Linked DNA regions of Homo sapiens: region 1 is linked to region 2. Evidence: read pairs that join two places in POLR2A ChIA-PET (ENCODE). Cell type or tissue: MCF 10A. All regions are shown on one strand. Links, peaks and the distances in the headings refer to the core of each region. The heading gives the core; the rest is flanking DNA. Region 1 has its middle 92 kb from the start of RARB-AS1. Region 2 overlaps THRB (thyroid hormone receptor beta).

Evidence for each region. ChIA-PET counts read pairs that join two places held together with the same protein. Peaks named below come from ENCODE experiments on the same cell type or tissue, not always from the same donor. Only the 100,000 strongest peaks of a DNase experiment are listed, where the experiment ranks them.
Region 1: POLR2A ChIA-PET joins it to region 2 with 5 read pairs; 1 of 35 experiments calls an interaction of 5 or more read pairs at or near these places.

The regions. Positions count from the first base shown.
Region 1 is chr3:25,288,560-25,298,024 of GRCh38, reverse strand. It overlaps a transcript of RARB not described here. Among named protein-coding and RNA genes, the nearest start is that of RARB-AS1, 92 kb to the left of the region's middle. RefSeq lists enhancers at 2,973-4,172, 6,022-6,611. In MCF 10A, for the core only: no CTCF peak of the experiment used is centred there; DNase peaks (open chromatin) are centred at 4,114 and 5,244.
Region 2 is chr3:24,123,731-24,133,195 of GRCh38, reverse strand. It overlaps THRB (thyroid hormone receptor beta), which reads left to right. Exons shown (of 11, transcript NM_001354712.2): 10 at 5,439-5,697. Among named protein-coding and RNA genes, the nearest start is that of THRB-AS2, 23 kb to the left of the region's middle. In MCF 10A, for the core only: no CTCF peak of the experiment used is centred there; DNase peaks (open chromatin) are centred at 3,505, 4,465 and 4,775.

The DNA of each region.
Region 1 (9,465 bases), core at 455-8,454, 1.2 Mb before region 2:
GTCCCTTTCTGTGGAATATCTGAATCATTCACTGGCAGTTTCTCAAGGTAAACAGAGTAAATTAAAAATTAATGTTTCTCATATGTATACACACACACATAAGTGAATGCAATTCTTCCTCACCCCACCAGGCATTAAAAGCAGTTGAGCCCATCTGTCATTTCAAAAAGCCTCTAAAAAAGTAGAAATCTAGGACAACATCAAAAAATTTCTGAAAACAACCTCCTGGATAAAGATAAATGTTCTTCCAATGATTTGTCTTGTCAAATTAGTCCCATGCATGAGACTAGACTGGGGAATGAGGGGAAAAAATGGGACCATCTCTTGCTTTTAACAGGGGAGAAAACAAAAAGAAAAAATAAGACTATAATTACGCTGATAAAGGAAAAAAATCCCCACGAAGATCTGCTTTTCCCTGTACATGATTAGCTTTTCTTTATGAATTAGGTTTTTGATAAAAGCTGTTTCAGATTACAAGAAAACAAACAAACCATGATTCTTATGAATTCATATAATGTTACATCTCTGTGGAGGAAGCAGGAATACCTTTGACCAGTCTAAATCCAAGACAAAATTAAAAGTAAGCTGTAAGTCAAAAAAAAAAAAAAAAAAAAAAAAAAAAGAATACCTTCTGAGTACTCAGTTTTTCAAGCAACATCAGGAATAGGGAGGGAAAGGTTGTAGGGCTAAGTGAACTGATTGTAAGCTCCTTTTGTCCTCTAATTCTATGTTTCAGTTATAGGTCTAATTATTCTGCTGGTAAAATATCTAGACCTTAATTCCCTTACTTTATCCTGAGTTATTTGTTAACCATTTGAGAATATGATGAAAGCAATTAATCCTCTCCTAAGATGTACACTTGTGTGGGAACATACCATTTTGCATACCATCACAGAGTTCATGGATTTCCTGAAGTTTATATACATGGAACTCTTATAAGTCTACACAGGCCAGATAAAAGACTTCGGTCTTTAGCCATTGTAGAATCCATTTAGCTCTTTCACAGACACTATCTAGGTAGGAAATGAGAGCCCTACACAAAACTCAAAGTCTCTAGGAATCTTCTCAGTCCACGAGCCTCACGGACTGCCCATGACACTGAAGGCATATCTTCTCACTCCTGCAAAATATCTTGTCCAGGGCAGTTTAGAAGTAAAGCACTGCTAGGATAGCATGCAAGTGAGATGTCTGGCTCACTTAAATATATTATGGATTCAGGCAGGTGAACAAAAGCAATGGGACTTCCAAATTCTAACTAGTAATACATGGACCGGTTCATGGGTCAGAGTTAGAGATCCATTCTGAGAACTGAATTAAACAGTAAACAATTTGGACAGGGAATAAGTTGACCCTCCCAGTTAGAGTGAGGGTTTTTTTCCCCCTCCAGTAATCCAGATAATTTCATTCTTTCTCTGCCAGACCTTTACCACTGAATAATTACAATAATTAAACTAAGAATTTTTGAATGTTTACTACCTGCTGGCTACCATGCTAAATATATTCATGTATGAACTCATTTCAACCTCATGTCGACTTCAAGAGGTAGGTACAATTAAAATCAACATGTTACAGATGATGAAACAGAAGCACAGAGATAATTTGCCCGAGTTCCCAGAAAGCTAGGAAATAGTGAAGTTACTTCCCACCTTTCATTTCCCATGGACATAGATAGCTTAATTTTCCTCTAAGTAGGAACTTCCAGCAAAACCCTAGTTACCAGCTTCTTTGGGGGAAAAAAAAGCCTTTTTGGCAGACTCCAGGCTGCCTTGCCCTTTGAATTTTCTACTGTGGGTTTGAGAGGATCTTTCCTTGTTTCTGGAATACTTCATGATGTATGTGTCTTCTTACCCTCTTCTAAGTTTCTTCTTTCAAGGCTCATCTCAAGTTTTGCCTCTTTTGGTGGATGTCCCTAGGGCTCATTCTATTATGTAAGATTAGGCATCCTTGAACATACTTTGCTTAGACAGTTGATTCAACTAGATCCTAAGTCTCTAATATAGAAAACCATGAAAATTTACTGAGCCAACAAGATGCACTTTTGAGAAACACATTTGGTGTGTGAGGCAAAGCTCCCTTTTCTCTAAATAAATCCTCCATCTCCATATATCCTTGTTCCCGTCCTGATACTTCAGAATTCTCCGTCTAGCTGCTGTGGTAAAGGGCCTAAGGGTCATGGAACTTGTTCTCAACATATTATTTTCTGCTGTTGGTGATCTGCCTTACATTTAGATTGGTATTCATTATCTAGCATGTGAGTGTCTTAGTCAAAACCAAAGGAGAAATAGTCCCATCTTGTCCACATATCACAGCAATAAAAGTGGGCCACTGACATATCGAATCTTAGGCCTGGGAGAATTTTCATTTAATACTTAAAAGAACACAGCCCTACATATTAGGCAAATAAAATAAAAGTGTCATGAGGCTGGGACTCTTTTTAATCCCATCATACAAACAAGAGACCAGAGAGGTTAATGTCTTAGTTTGTCCAGGTTGCTATAACAAAATACCTTAGACTGGGTAATACATAAACAATGGAAAATTATTGCTCACAGTCGTGGAGCCTGGGAAGTCCAAGATCAAGGTACCAGCAGATTTGATGTCTGGTAAAGTTCTGTTCTTCATAGATGGTATCTTCTCACTGCATCCTCACATAGTGGAAGGACAAAGGGGTCTCCCTCAAACCTCTTTTATAGGGGCACTAATGCCATTGATGAAGGCAGAACCTCATCACCTCCCCAAAGCTCCACCTCTTAATACCAACACATTGGGGACTGGATTTCAACATGTGGATTTCTGAGGCACACAAATATTCTGACCATAGCAGTTAAAATGCCCAACAGTCACAAAGCAAGCACAACCAGGATTTGAACACAAGTACTTAAGAGCTCTTGCTCTTAACTACTGTACCATGTTGCCCCTCTAGCATATGAGAGTTACACGGTAAGTGGTAACACATAGTCTATATAATTTGGGTAACATATTACTCTTTTGGGAAAATGGACAGATTGTCTTTCGAGAAAAAAGCAGAAATACTTTTTCCATGAGACACAGCAGGACTAATCACATAGTAAAGGGCTAACTGGGGCACTATTATCTGTGTATACACCTCGATACCCTGTGATAAAGACCAGAGCAGGGTAAAGGCAGGGAATGAATCTGAGAGCAAATCTGCAAAGCTGGTGATTTTTCCTCTTCCTTCCCCCCTCCACTCCCTCTTCCTCCTCTCTCTTCTTTTACAGAAACAGTAGGAGAAAAGACTGGGAGGCCACGAATACATTGCCAAATGACTTCTAGGAAGCTTCCGCCAACGGGCCGTTGGAAGGAGAGAAGCTATGGTCTCTCTCCTCTCTCCCTCTGCCTTAGGTGGCTTCTCCCACAGTGACTGAATTTCCTCTGTGGTTTTAGCTCCCACTGTCTGCCCCAGATCTTAACCTCCAACAGCACCATCTCTTCCTGTAGTCCCTTCAGCCTGGGTTGGGAGAGGGGTAGTGGCTTTCTGTTGTAGCTAATGTCTGGGTGGCCCCATTCTGCAGTTTCCTCTTTTAGCTCTTACATCAACTGTATGACCAACTCCCCATATTCAATTCCTTCTGCTAGAAATAGCTGGAATGGCATTTATTTTTCCTTATTGGATGCTGACTGGTAGAGAGAATGAATTCACTACCAGGACTTGCCTAAGGCCATGCGGTAAGTACTAAAGTTAAGTTCCTGTGGTTCAAATGTCTCTCTTCAAAACCTGGACTTTTCCTACTAGAATATGCTGCTTCTCAGTGAGTACCCAAGGTTTATAAACTTAATTCTTAACGAATGACAACATAATCAACATATGGTGTTTTTTGGTTTATCTCAGTCCTCTTTGGTTTTTTGATTATGCTGATCCTTTTGGCAAGTTCTGACTTGTTCATGGAATTCTTACAGATGTGGAGCTCTTTCCTGGGAAACAGGCTGCATTTTCCTCGGTGAATCCTTCGGTGAACATCCCCTCCTTACCTCCTCCGAAGTTATTGTCTCTGTGATACTTGGGCTGAAGCTAAGAAGGCTTATTCAAAGTAACAAAGCCCTTAGAACAAATGAGAAGGGTGCAGACAACCGATGAGCCATGAGTAGCCACTCCCAGTTACGACACATGTGAAATTGAGCTCCAGCATTCTTGGCTTGAATTTCAAAAATGCAACTAGGTTGTGACCCTGTGAGGCTGGCTAGGGTAGGTGAGCAGAACCAGTTCTTCATTTTGGTGGCAGAGAACAGGCAGAAGACAAACACATACCACCTTTTTAGCCAGAACTCCTAAACCTGAGACATTTCCATTTAATCAGACGAAAGCAAAGATAGAGATACTAGGTGATGATGGTTTTAGGAAAATGGGATTAGTTATTGTCATAGACAGCTGCTTCCTATCTCTGAACTTTTTTTTTTTTTTTTTTTTTAAATGGAGTAACTCTAGCCTCGGGAAATTCTTTTTCTCTTGTCCAGTGTTCTGCAAAATATCATCTGAAATTGGAAAATGCTGTGTTGTATGTTGGGTAATAGGCATTCTTCCCATCGTCAACAATACAATAGCATCAACTACAAAAAGAAGCATTAAAAATGTTAATAACAATGAACGTTTGAGGGCTTGTGATATGCCAGGCACTGGTCTAAGTGGTTCATTATAAAACATCAACTCTTAAGGACTTTATGAAGTAGGTATTATTATAGCCTCATCTTACAAATGACAAAACTGAGTACAGATAGGTGCTCACTGCCCAGACTGACACGGCCAGTAAGTGGCATAACTGGCATTTGAACACTGAAAATTCAGAGCCTTTGCCCACATTTTTAACTACAGTACTGTACTGCTTCTCCGTAACGTATCAGAATACAGATACAGGTATACGGCGAAAAATTCTACATAACGTGTCTGATCTGGTTGCGTGACTGCACAGCCAGGCTGTGAATAACTAGGAGAGCTAATCTTTTGTCTGCATTGGATTCTCAGCCACAGGAAAAAAATTAAAAATAACACACAAAAAACAAAACCAACCTCCTTTACTGAGTGTCTAGGATCTTTTTGGCTCTCGCGGAGAACACATCATGCTTAGTTTGCATTAAATTTTGGGAGCGTCTTCAGTTTCACAGACCCCAAAGGTATTTTCAGGCTGACACTAAGGCAAAAGCTATTTCTAAGTGACCAGCCTCGAATAGGGCAGGACCATGTTTTCTCATAACACAGGCCTGCAGCTAAAATCAAGGGCACGTTTAAACATGCCCATTTTGAAACCAACGCAGGGCTCTTTCTTCCCCACTTGCCAGTGGGGACAGCTGACCATATCAAAGGGAAAGGAGCTCCTGAGGAGTCTAGCTTCTGGAGACTTTGGTTTCTGAGGATTAAGAAAGCTAAAGAGGAAGGCATTAATATAAATCTTTCTTTGCCTAACTCTGTCAGGGATATGAAGCTACATAGAGCAACGCAAGCTCTCTCTTGTTTTAGAAGAACTTTTTCATCTTATAATCTACTTTAACAAAAACTACAAAGGTTTGTTTCTATAGGCTTTTCCCCATCTCTTCTTCCCACCTCAAAGGAAGACGGGGCATAGCATTTGGCTCCCCTCTTTGAGAGAAAGCTCACCATTCACTTAGTGACATGTCCCTGCCCACATGAAAGAAAATGCTGTGTGTGCCCCACTTTGCCTTTAGACTCTGTGACATCGGGGAGGACTTGCTCAATGTGGGACATTTCTTGGACACATTTCCAAATTACATTTTGGTGGGGTGAGGGTGGGAAGGGGCTATCTCACCATCCAATGGCCCTAAACTCGCTGCATCGCCAGCAGTGAAGAACAGTCTTTGTATTTTTGTTAATTTGTCAAATTCTCCTACTGGGGACAAGAGAGCCAACTCTGCTCATCAGCAACCCCTGAAGCAGGGTATTCTTCAAGAAAAGGATGGGGAGTTTGAGAAACAATTAATCTCTATCAAGGTTTGGCAAAAAAAAAAAGTGGGAGGAAGACTCACTACCCCCTTCTCACATGTTAGAAACAACGTTGTATTAAATTGGTAAAATTTTAGTGAGAGGAGTGGTTCTGTCAATCCCCATAAGAGAGGGAAAGTTAAAGTCCTGGGTTAAAGATTAATATTCCAAGTTCAGAACAAAAGGATGTTCTTTTGTGCCTCTGTGCTTATGCCTCTGAATGTAAACATTGTTCTGAGAGCCATTTTTTCTTTGCCAGATCTTTAAAGGGTAATAAATTAGCCCGTGGACAGCCATACAAGCTGCTACTAGATGTGAATGTGAATGTGTCTGAAGAAAAGGCTGACTTTCAATCAAAGTCTATTGAAAGAATGGTTGGATTTTCTAAAGAAGCATGTTGTGCCTATTAACCAACTTACAAAAGGGGCCATTTCCTTGATTTATGTTTGGTTGCTATAGAGATCCTGCAGCCCAGACTGGCAGGTGAAGCTCCCCTCTAACAATCTCAGAGGTTTTTCTTAGTTATCCTCTGAGGCTGAACTGCTGCAGTGGGTAAAAGGCAAACAAGCCGTGTGTGTTCAAAAAAAAAAAAAAAAAAGCAAACATCTGGCTCAAGCATTTTTACCCATATCTCTTAAATTATGACTTATTATATCTGAGACTTAGGGCAAGCATTTTTACAGCACTTGAAAACATGAGTACAAAGAAAAGTTTATTTTTCTATTTGGGACCATTAATGACTGGTTTCTGCAAGTGCAGTTTATTGCTTACATTATTTTACAGAATGCACAGCGTTCCATGCTTGAACTCGAACTGATCTTCAAGAATGAGCTATGCATTCATGACCTGAGGGAAGATATATATGTGTGTATCTATGAGTATATTTGTGTACATTTTTGTGAAGCAGATGGATTATAATCATTGCATGGTAATGCTGGAGGGATATTAAAGATAGTTTTGCCTCAACTCTATATTTTTCAGAAGGGGAAACTGAGGGATTTCAGAAAGATTTGCCCAAGTATGACATAAGTGATCTGTTGTAGGGCAAAATTTGTCTCTTTACCAAAGCTCTTGCCATCATTTCCCTATCATGTGAGCAAGCTCATAGAAAACTTCAGGGTCAGAGAGGTGAGGAGAGGGCTCGAACACTGGCGATGATATAATTTCACTTATAATTCACAAGGAAAACATTATGGCTGGGTCAAAGACTAATCAAAGTTTATGTTCTGGGGAAAGCAAGAGAAGAGGGGAGAGAGAGGGAAAAGCCAAGGACTGAGCAGAGCGCTAAGTGCATCCCTCACTGTCAATGGCCCTTATATATACAGAGAGAGGAAAGACAGCCCAGGACTCCAGTTATCAACCAATAGAGCAAAGTCACTGCAAGGAGGTGAATTGCATGAGCAGGATCACTTCTGACTCCTGAACCTTTTTTACCATGTACCCACTTTGAGTTTCCTAGTATCAGAGATACTCCTTGTAAAGCCTTTTGAACGTTTTAAAGGGACCATGAAGGAATCATCTTCCCCAGTCATGAAGGCGTGTTTCCTGTGTCCCTCCACACAGTGGATTAGTTTGCTAGGGCTGCCATAACAAAACACCATAGACTGGGTGGTTTAAACAACAGAAATCCATTTTCTCATGGTTCTGGAGGCTAGCAGTGTGAAATCAAGGTGCCAGGAGGGTTGCTTCTTCTGAGGCCTCTCTCGAGGGGGTGGTAGGGTCAGTTCTTTGAGTGTCTTTACATGGTCTTCCCCCAGTTCATGCCTGTGTCCTAATCTTGTCTTCTCATAAGGATGTTAGTCCTATTGGATTAATGATTTCATTTTAGCTAGATTGCTTCTTTAAAGACCATATTTCCAAACGTAGTTATGTTCATAAGTCCTGGGGGATAGGTCTTCAACATATAAATTTGGGGCAAGGGGGACATTACAGCCTGTAACACACAGTTAAATGAGATTTCTATGTAAATAGCTCAATGCTTCATTAGCCTAAAGAAAAGGGGAGCATTCTCTAGAAGGTTCTCTTAAATCCCCCAACCCAAGGACTGAGAGGGGGATTTCCACAGGCCCTACCAGTACCTTCCAGAGTCTTTTCCTGATTTCCAGTAAAGTCAGGATTTCTTCCCAGCTCAGAGTTGTGGTGACATCCTTTTAGCCACTAGGAATTCCTGGTAGCCTCATTCCCCACAAAGTCTTAGGGTCTCCGGTTAAGAACTGTTTACTGGTGGCTGGAAAATTAATCCTTTGGTTGATTTCCAAAAATTATCTATGACTTATTCCATTGCTATCCAGTACTTCCAAGAAACCAAAGGGAATAGCCCAGATAGAAAAAAAATCCTTCGCCTTCCTCCCACTCCTTTATTATGCTATAAACATTTGTTAATACAGCAATTATCTTTTGAGTTGTAAAGGCTAAGTAACTACGAGGAAGAAAGGGGTGAAGGAAAAGTGCAATCCTTCAAGCTTAATGAAGTCAAGTGAAATTATTTCAAGTGGATGTGAATTATGGAGAACAGAATCCTCTTTTGCCAAAGTTTAATAAATGATGGCATGCCATTTTGTTGAGCCAAACCTCCTTGCAGCTTGGTTTTGTCAGACAACATATACAAGAACACAATAAAGACATCTGTGGACAGACCTGGCCTTTTGGAAAAGGGAACTCTTTGTGATTGAGAGGTGACTGATGGTAACAGGGAAAAAGGATACTCTGTCTCTTGGATAGCCCCTTGTTAATAAAGCCAGCTTCACTGAGCATTTGCCAAGTGTCCACCATTGTGCTCAGTGCTTTACACACAGATCTCATTTCAACCTCACAGCATCCCCGTGAGGGAGGTCTTACTAACCATTTTGGTGAATGAAAAAACAGGGTGAGACACTCTAAGGAACCTGAATGGGATACCACAGCCTACAGTGGGTGAAGCTGATATTTGAAATTGAAGTTGGCTCTAAATCTGAGCTCTAATCCACTACGTGAAACAGCTGAAAAGGCTTCTCTGCTGGTCCAGGCAACTGCATGCCCTTTGACATTATGAAGCGTTGCCTCAGTGGCGGAACAGTATGAATGAGTTATCATCATTGGTTCATGGGAGTACTGTTCCAGAAATTAAGGTCTCCAAATATAGGTGAAGTATGAGGGCTGGGAAATAGTAGAGGTCTTCTGCCTTTTGGAAAATAGTTGTTGGTTGAAACTTGCATAAAAGGGAGGGCTAAGAAGAAGAGAACAAGTGGAATGAAGATCAATGTCTCAAATTTCTACAGGGACAATTCAAAGCAGAAATTTCAATCTGTAGGGGAGAAGAAAAAAAAAGAACAGAAGAGGAAAGTTCCAAAAGATAATTTCTCTTAGAAGGTGACAGCTCTGAGACAGTTCTGCTTGGCTCTCTTCTGTTATTGTTTCTGGTACAGGGAGTACAATGGATGATCAAGAATGGAAGCATCTCCAGTGGTGAAAGCCAGTCTGTGGCCAGGTAATCATTCACCAAATGGATACCACCTGGGGTAGAATCACTCACACAT
Region 2 (9,465 bases), core at 1,416-9,415:
CGTCAGTACAAAACGAAAATGCATTCTATTTCATTTGGATTTCCCACTTTCTGTATTTAGTCATCATTCATTAGCTTGTCCGTGTAAGGCCCATCAAGATCCTATTCATCCCCCTGATTCCAGGCATTGAGAAATAATGATAGCAATAGATTCCATTTATTCTGCACCTATGCTGTCCTAGTTACCACACTCAGGTGCTCAGGTTTGCCCACATTCAATCTAATCCTTCTAACCGATTTGCAGGGTTGCTTGTATTAACCCCATTTTCAGACGGGGACAATCAAGATCAAAGAGATTAAGTTATCCAAATGTGACATCATGGTTAGAGCCTAGGTCTGTATTCTTCTCAGTGCATATCCCAGTGAGATGACTGTGTGGTCGTTTCTTAATCCTCAAGAATAAGTTAAATGCCCCTCATAGAACCAGGCTCTTAATATCCCCACAAATCTTTCGTCTTTTCCTATAAGCTCACTCTTGCTTGTCCCATCTTCAGGGCACCCTGTAGAGCTGTCCCACCGGAGTTCTTCGACTTTCCCTTTGGGACACTTGAACTTTATCAGGCCTGCCCTGTGGTGGCTGATGCCACAGTCTCTACAGTCAGCTACATGGGCAAGAATCCTAAACAAGTTACCCAATGTCTTCAAACTTCACTTATCTCATCTTTAAAATGGGGATTACAATAATGTCTACCTCTTAGAGCTGTTGAAAGGTTTTTTAAGTGGGATAATATATTTGTAAAGTGATTAGACAGTGCCTGGGTTATAATAAGTATTCCATAGTTTAACTGCTAATACTGCTTTTATTTTATCTGTTACATTTCCATCCTGCCTCTAACCTTCTTCTTTTTTAATCAAATGGGGTTATGTTTTCTGGAAAACTTTAAAAAAATTTCGTAAGATTCTTGTCTCTTGCTCTGTATACCTTCAAGAGGACCCAGAAAGATACCAAATAGAGAGGGTCACGGACAGCTGTGAGCCTCTTAGGTAAGCAGGCTGAGTGATAAGTGATCCTGGTCTCACCTAAAAAGAAGCTAAGTTTCCTCACCTGGAATGACTCCTGCTGCCTTGGCTTCCAGCTCTCTTCTGTCTTTGAGTTTGCAATAATGGGAGCCTAGCTGGAATCAGAGGGACACAGAGACCTCAGACATTATGGGGACACTTCTCATTGCCAATTTCTGAGCCTCCACAGAAGCCATACCCAGAAGGACAGGAAAGTGGGCTTCGGGAAACAGATATCTTGCCCCTAGACCTACCTGAGAGAGCACGTTTGCCTCCCTCTTAGCCCCAGCTTCACTGTGGTGGGGGCCAGGTGTCTTAGTTCAGGCCACTGCAACAGAATACCATAGACTGAGTGGCTTAAAAACAATAGAAGTTTATGTCTTACAGTTCTGGAGGCTGGGACGTTCACGATCAAGTTACCAGCAGATTCACTGTCTGGTGAGGGCCTGCTTCCTGATTCATAGACAGCTGTCTTCTCATTGTGTCCCTTCATGATGGACAGGACAAGGGAGATCTTTGGGATGTCTTTTACAAGGGCACAAATCCCATTCATTAGGGCCCCACTCTCATGACCTCATCACCTCCCAAAGGCCCCGCCTTCAATACCATCACACTGGGGATTAGGTTGCAACATATGGATTTTGAAGGGATACAGACATTCAGTCTATAGCACCAGGGTACCTGATATGCTAGTACCCACAGCCTTGCAGTAGCAATGACTCATACCCCACCCCTAAAGAAGTCAGTAGATACTGAGGAAGGGACTTTGACTTATATCTCTGTGTTGGCCATGGAGCTTCCCATGCCTTTGACGCCTTTTTTAGAAGTAGACATCTATTAACATTTTAGAGGATATTACAAAAATTATACGTATTCATTGAAGGTTTATTTATACAACATAATAAAGGTAATGATTTATGGTAACACTACCACAAGATTTTGGCACCTATTTTAGTCTTTTTTCAAATATTTGTGTGTGTGCACACACACATATACACATACATACATATATATGAAGTATAAAACATATTTAATATAATGCATACCACAATGTACTGTGTATGAAATTATTTTTAACTTTTTATTAAAGAATGTGGATATGTCATAAGAGTGCAGCTCAATAAATTTTTACAAACTGAACCCACCCACATGATCGGCACCAAAAGAAGCAGATCGTTACCAGCACCTGTCACTGTACCAACTTTTTACCTTCAATGGGAGGACATAGCGTTTACATATTTTTTCACAAAATGATTTCCAATGACCACATAGTATTCCAAAGAATACATCTACCATAAATTCTGTTATCTGTTTTTACTGGATCTATAGTTCATTTCCAATTTTTCACTAATAAAAATATGCTCCTGTGAATGTTCTGGCAACTATATCCTGCCCGCATCACTGACTATGTCTGAAGGGTAAAGCCTGGACATGGAATTTAAGGACCGAGATATACAGGCTTTTGATATGTGTTGCCAGAGTGCCCTCGAGAAAGTATGTGCACTCTCACATCTGCACCGAAGGGCTTGTTTCCCCTCACTCTTGCCAGTTCTGGCTGTCATCGTTCTCTTTTGTCTGAGGGGATGGTTTTGTTTTCCTGGACCTCTCTTGGTCCTCTCTCTGGCTGTGTCCCTTTGCCCCCAGTTCTTGGGTCTGAGGAGGAACTCTACTGAGTCTGTCACCCCTACAACTCTAGCCAGCCTGCCAGTCATATGGTACCCTTTGAATGCCACCGCCCCCCCAGCCCCTGAGATGGTTTTTTTCCAGTGTAAAACTCATGTAAACCACTGAAGAGATATTTCAGTTGAAGGAAGAAAACAGAAGCAGCAGCCATCTCCGCCACCAGGAGCAAACACACTGCGCACTTTCATCCACGGCAAGGGCGAGGGGTCAACGTGGAACTTTTCAAGCATGGGTTGTGGCAAGCTTATCTATCCAAGTTTCCCTAAAAGTCCAAGCTGTTTCATTTTTGATTCCATCTCTCCTTCTACCCTGATATCGTGTGGTCTGCCAATTACAAAAGACAATGGTGGCGGGATGGTGGGAGCACCTTTACAGCAAAGCACCTTTGCATGTACTTTCTGTCTTTGAGGCCTCCTGATGACCTTTAGCCTTTTATATTCTCTCTCAAACCCAAAAGAGGTGAATTAACTGTATAGGTTCGTGAGCTACCCATGGAGTGGGCTGGAGATCTCAGGTGGTCTTGAGAGCCAGGGGTCTCTTGCCAGAGGCAGTTTATCACATCTGCTATTCAAACTGTGTTCATGATAATTGTTCTAAGATCCACGCCAACCCACCAAACAAGACTGGCATGACACCAGGGGCTTCACAAGATCTAAAATCATCGCCGGCAGAGCTGCCAAAACAACATGCAAAACCACTCCTAGAGTGCAGGGCCCTGTCGTCTTTGCCAGTCAACCTGAGTGATGCTCTCCTAAGGAAGCAGGAAGAACCTGTGGGAGTATCCCTGCATCTCTGCCTGTCAGGCCCTTGTTGAGTGTTCTCACAATGAAAGCATTTTGGCAGGTGTCTAAGAGATTATTTGCCCACGTGTTGAAACAAATCTCACCAGGATCCTACAAATCCCTCTTAAAGGAAAAGGCATCTGGCCTAGTTTTTAAACCATTGGTGATCCTTTGCAAATACTTATTCAGCTTTTATTTAAATTTGAACTAATCTTCAACAGTTGGTATTTAAACTAGAAATTTGGAAAAGAAAATTTCTACTTCATCTATAATCAGAATTGGTTTCAAAAGTGGGGCCTGCCCCAGTTTGCATACTTTGTGACACATTTTAAAAATAAATGGTTTGATCTGATTAGTAACTTCTTGTTGCTGTTCTATGCTAGTGGTTCTCAAGAGTGGGATCTGTGAACCAGCAACATAAGCATTACCTGGGAACTTGGGGGAAATGCAGAAACTCAGAGGTTGGGGTCAGCAATCTGTGTTTAACAATCAGAACCTAGACAAAAGCAAATCACAGTGCTTTTTAAAAAATGAGCGGAAGGAGAGAATTCATATGTATGGATTCCAGAATCAAATATGCAATGACTTTTATTCTGAAGAAAAAGCCAAGCAGTTTGAAATTAAATGGTAAAGTGACTAGGCTGAGCTAGTAAAAAACATAAAATGCCCAGTATTTTAGATGTAATTCAGTTGTATTACTTTTATATAATAACCTAAATTGGACTGGTTGAGTATTGCCAAGAGCGTTTCCCAAAAGGAATTTGTAACTGCTCTAATGAAGAGACAGATATTAGGTGTAACTCACATATTTGTTGTTTATGGAAACTTAGTCATATCCATGGTAAAAAAAAAAAAAAAAAAAAAAAAAAGAGTTATGTTTCCTTCTTCTCTTGGCATTGGATTCTGACAGATCCAGTTTCAAATCCTAGCCTCACCCATGAAACATTCATTTGACCACCCCCGCCCCCACCCAGCTTGTTACCCTCTCAGTGCCTGGATTTCCACATCTGTAAGTAATATGGAATTAGAATATTTACTTCATTGTACTGCTGTGAAGATTAAATGAGGTGATGCATGGAAATCTGGGCATGATGCCCAATTCATCAAACACACCCATTTACTAATAGCTTTCCAAACTCCTTTGATAATGGCATTTAATTAAATAGTCTCCCCTTCCAGAAAATAAAATTCTTATTTTGCCTATAAGCAAAGGTATTTTTTATTATTAACGTTGCCACATTCTCACAAATCTTAACTAACAGGGTAACCAAATGAGCTTAAAAGGAGATTGCAACACTGGCAGAAAGACCCAGTGTGTTGAGTAATCCTGTGTCTAAGGTGCTGAGAAGAACACAACCTTGGGAGTCAGGAGGTCTGAATTCTGCTCTCCCCTCTGCCTTCAAGTCCCTGGGTGACTTTAGATGAAGCTTATATCTCTGGGCCTCATGGGCAACATGTATCTCTGCCAACAACCCTCTAGCTTTGTGCCAAGAGGCTACAAGAGCAAACGTGCTTCAAAAACCAAAAGGAAGCCCAGTTGCCAGCTAAACAGTAGGGTAAGCTGTTACCTATTCAAGCTACAAGACAAAAAACCAAACAAACAAAAATGGAGAGTTTAACATAAACCCTGCTCTCAAGCAGTTATCAGTTGAAGTTATAATACAAACCCCCAAACTGAGGGGTTATTAGCACAGTTTCACACACGACTGTAATAGCAGTTGGAGAACTGTGTCTGTCATAAAAGCAATGCAAACTCCTGAGGTTAAAGTTGGTGAAGATTACAGTCAACTTTGAGTATGAAAAATGGTTGTCGAAAGTCTGCAGCCAAGTAGGGAAGGGAAAACCATGGGCTCAAAGAATGCAGGACAAATGTTAATCACAGAAGGTTATTCCTATTGCTTTTAAGATACTGTATGTTGTTCCTGACTGGCATTTTTGCATTTGTTCTTTGCTGACATGAACTGGTTCTTTTCAGCTGCCATGTGAAGACCAGATCATCCTCCTCAAAGGCTGCTGCATGGAGATCATGTCCCTTCGCGCTGCTGTGCGCTATGACCCAGAAAGTGAGACTTTAACCTTGAATGGGGAAATGGCAGTGACACGGGGCCAGCTGAAAAATGGGGGTCTTGGGGTGGTGTCAGACGCCATCTTTGACCTGGGCATGTCTCTGTCTTCTTTCAACCTGGATGACACTGAAGTAGCCCTCCTTCAGGCCGTCCTGCTGATGTCTTCAGGTGAGTACGCCTAGACTCGTTAGTGGGCATCCAAAGAGCTTTTGCTTGTCTAGCGCTAATTCCAATCACTTGAGTTTTCAGTCCCCCTTTAGCTTCAGAAACATAGCTCACTCTTCTTCAGTAAGAAATTGCAGGTTTGCCAGTGGACTGGGAACTTAAAGGGGGGGCGTCAGATGTCTGATGCTTTTTGCAGTGTCCCAGGATAGAAAGAAGCCAAAGGAGCCATCTTAAAGACTCTACGAAGTGATCCGCCTTTGGTGGATACTGTGCAGCCCTCTTCGTAGTCTTTGGCCAAACCTGCCTCCTTCTGGTTTGGGGTATGCCAGATATGGATGTGAGTGACCACACGATTGTGTGTTAAGTTCTGTGTGTGGAAACCGCGGATGCAGGCTAGAATTTGTTCATGGCTTAGCTACAACTGAAGTTTTAGTTATCTGTTGCTAAATAGCACACCGACCCAAAACTTAGTGGCTTAAACATCCAAGATGGCTGGAGTTCAGCTGGGACATCAAACACTGGTTCAGGCCTCCCTCTATGCGGCCTTTCCTCCGGCAGGGTAGACTTCTTACTTGGCTGTTGATTTCCAAGAGAAAGAGTCCCAAGCACACGAAAACAGAAGTTGCAGATCCCATGAGGCCCAGTCTCAAATCACACAGGATCCCTTCATCCACACTGGATTGGCCCAAACAAGTCTGAGTGCCAGCCAGGACTCAACGGTCCCCCTGTAGATGGGAGGATAGCACAGAATGGGCAGCCGTCTGTAAGCCACTACACATCAAACCCTTTCAGGGAAGATAATTTTAAATAGAAGTGGTTTCAGAGTCCTCTGCATTTTCAGGGCACCCAAGTGTAGATGTGCTTTGGCACTTGTCACTCTGCACTGTAACTACCTGCTTCACTTGTCCACGTAAGTCCCTGTGGACTTCTTTTTTTTGAGGACATAGATGTGTCTAACTGTACATCCAGCACCTAGGCCAGTGTGCAATAGAATTCAAGAAATGCTTATTGGATAAATGGCTGAATATGTGGATAAAATATCGGTCACAAGTACATCGAGAATTCTTTGTAGAGTTGCTGCTTCCTGGTTAACTCAGTAGGAAATTTTTTTTTTTTAACCTGAGACACGGTCTTGCTCTGTTGCCCAGGCTGGAGTGCAGTGGTGTAAAGACAGCTCATCGCAGGCTTGACCTGCTGGGCTTAGGAGATTCTCCTGCCTCAGCCTCTCCAAGCACACGCCACCACCCCTGGCTAATTTTTTATTGTTTTGTAGAGAGAAACAGGTCTCACTATGTTGCCCAGTCTGGTCTTGAACTCCTGGGCTCAAGTGATCTTCTCACCTCAGCCTCCTAAAGTGCTGGGATTATAGGCATGAGCCACCACGCCTGGCCTAGAATTCTTTTTTTAAAGCTAATCTAGAAATGTATTTACTATAGGAAATTTAGATATGGCAGACTTTTAAAAAAAGAAAGAAATAATTCTTTTTATTATGGAAAATTTCAAGGGTAAGCAGATAGAATAGCATAATGAACTCCCATGTACACTGTGGCACCCAGACTCCAGACCGGCCTCCTACACTCCCCACCACCTCCTAATGTTCACACCTTGGATAATCTCCTGTCCTTCAGTGTGTGCAGGACCTGTACCTTGCTTCTAGCCAAGAGAATATGGCAAATTTGATGTCACCCCTTGTGATTACATTACATAATCTAAGATTCCCTCTTGCTGGCAGACTTGCTCTAGGGACTCTCCGTGCCAGCTTCATGAAGTAAACCGCCATGTGGGGAAAGTTCCCATGACAGGAGCTATAGATGACCTCTAGGGCTGAGGGTGGTCTCCAGTGACAGCCAGCAAGAAATGGGGCCCACAGTCGTTCAGGAGAATTAGTCTCAAAGAAATAAAATTTATAGCTTATCCAAGGACTCCTTGTGTGACTTTGGGTGACCCCTAGCTTCTCTGGACTTCAGTGACCTTTAAAATGAAGAAATTAAGCTACATACACGGGAATTATATTTCTGGAGGGACTCATGGTAATTTTTTTAGCTGAGATTTTAGAGGTACAAAGACAGTTTTAAATAATGTTGAATCACACCACGAGAAAGCTGTTTCTCTGACGGTTTTCTTCCTGGTTATATCTCCTTCCAAATAAGGCAAGGAGAGAGATTCGGTGTGGTGCTAGTCTGCCTTTAACACCTCTCTTGACACTTACCTTCTTTTTTAACAAAGAGAGAGTGGATCTCAGGAGCAATGTTCAGCCAGAACCTTCAGCTCCAAAGTAACAAAGGCTTTTGCCATGCATCTATTTTTGTGGTTATCTTCTGATTTATGTCAAATGGATTTTTATTACTGAATAATAAGATGTTTCCTCTGTAGTGGGTCAGTTTAACAGATTATTAAGCAAATAATCTAAGTAAGGTAGATAAAAGGAAAAGTAGGTGGAGATGACAAAAACTGTGAATGTGATGCCAAACACTATCAAACACCAAACTGAATGATTCTTCCCAGTTCTCTCATGTTGTGAGGCTGACACTGCCTGACAGCTACAGGACAACTTAATAACTTTTCACAATCCACCCTCCCCAGTGATGTGGACCCTCTTCATTAATACTGCCAGGACCAGAAAAATATTACAAGACATTGTGCATTTGGCAAATGATAGCTGCGTGTCAGGGCCCCAAGTCTCCAGTTCTATCATGGGGCCTGATGTTCTAAGCCCCATGTTTTGTGTGCCATTTCGGTTACACAATATCTTAGACTTTTTCTTCAAAGACTTTTCCAAGAGCCACTACTTCTAAGTTCCTTGGTCCCACAGTGCAAAGAGAAAAAATGAAAATGATCTGAAAGACATTTCTTTAAGAACTTTTGTCTTAAGGAGTTAAAATGGTCTTCAGTCTTTAAAATGTTTCTCTCTTCATAAACCTGTTCAGTGTGATTCAAGCATCATCAAAATGTCAATTTGTACTCGCTATGTCATTTACGTGGCCATCTCGTCTTTATCTCTTTGATGCCACAAAACCCACATTATATTTTTCCCTTTGAAAGAACACATCCAAAGCAATAATATGTTGATCTTCTATTTGGGTCAAAAATTAAAGGATCCTGTGGAAAATTCTTGCACACTCAAAGAAAGAGAGAAGATAGGGGAAAGGGAGAGAGGGAGAACCAGCAAATCTGCAGAGCAGCTTCATCAAATATGAAGGAAAACACAAGATAAAAATGCACGAATTGCCATTTGTGCTAAATAGGGGATTCCAAAAGCCCATATGGTTTGTTAGTTTGTTTAGACTCAGAAGGGTGAATTGAGACATTAGCCCTGATCCTTCCTTTCCAATGAAGCAGAACCCTGTTTCGATTCCTATTGATACAGACACCTCAATAATTGGACCTTTGAAGTGTGAATTCATTTGATCAGAGCCACAAAGAACAAACTGAAGAGAACTTAGCAGGGGCACGTTGGGCCTCCTGGAGCTATTTGAGGAATTCATCCGGGTTTATAGATTATTTTTGTCAGCCAAGTGTCTGCAGCCCAACTATTCCCCAGTTGCCCAGCCTCCTTGTGTCACCCCTTTGTTTGCCACTTTTGGAAACTGACTTGAGCCTCTCCCACATACTATGGGAAGCCCAGTAGTCTGCACAGGACTTGGGAAGATTTGCTGGGCTTTCCAGGGTCCCGGTGTCTTCTCACTCCAGCTCCCACTATAGCTGTTCTCTTCTCTGCATGGGGTGACTCTGGCACAGCTCCCCTCCCCTTTTCATTTCAATTCCAAAATC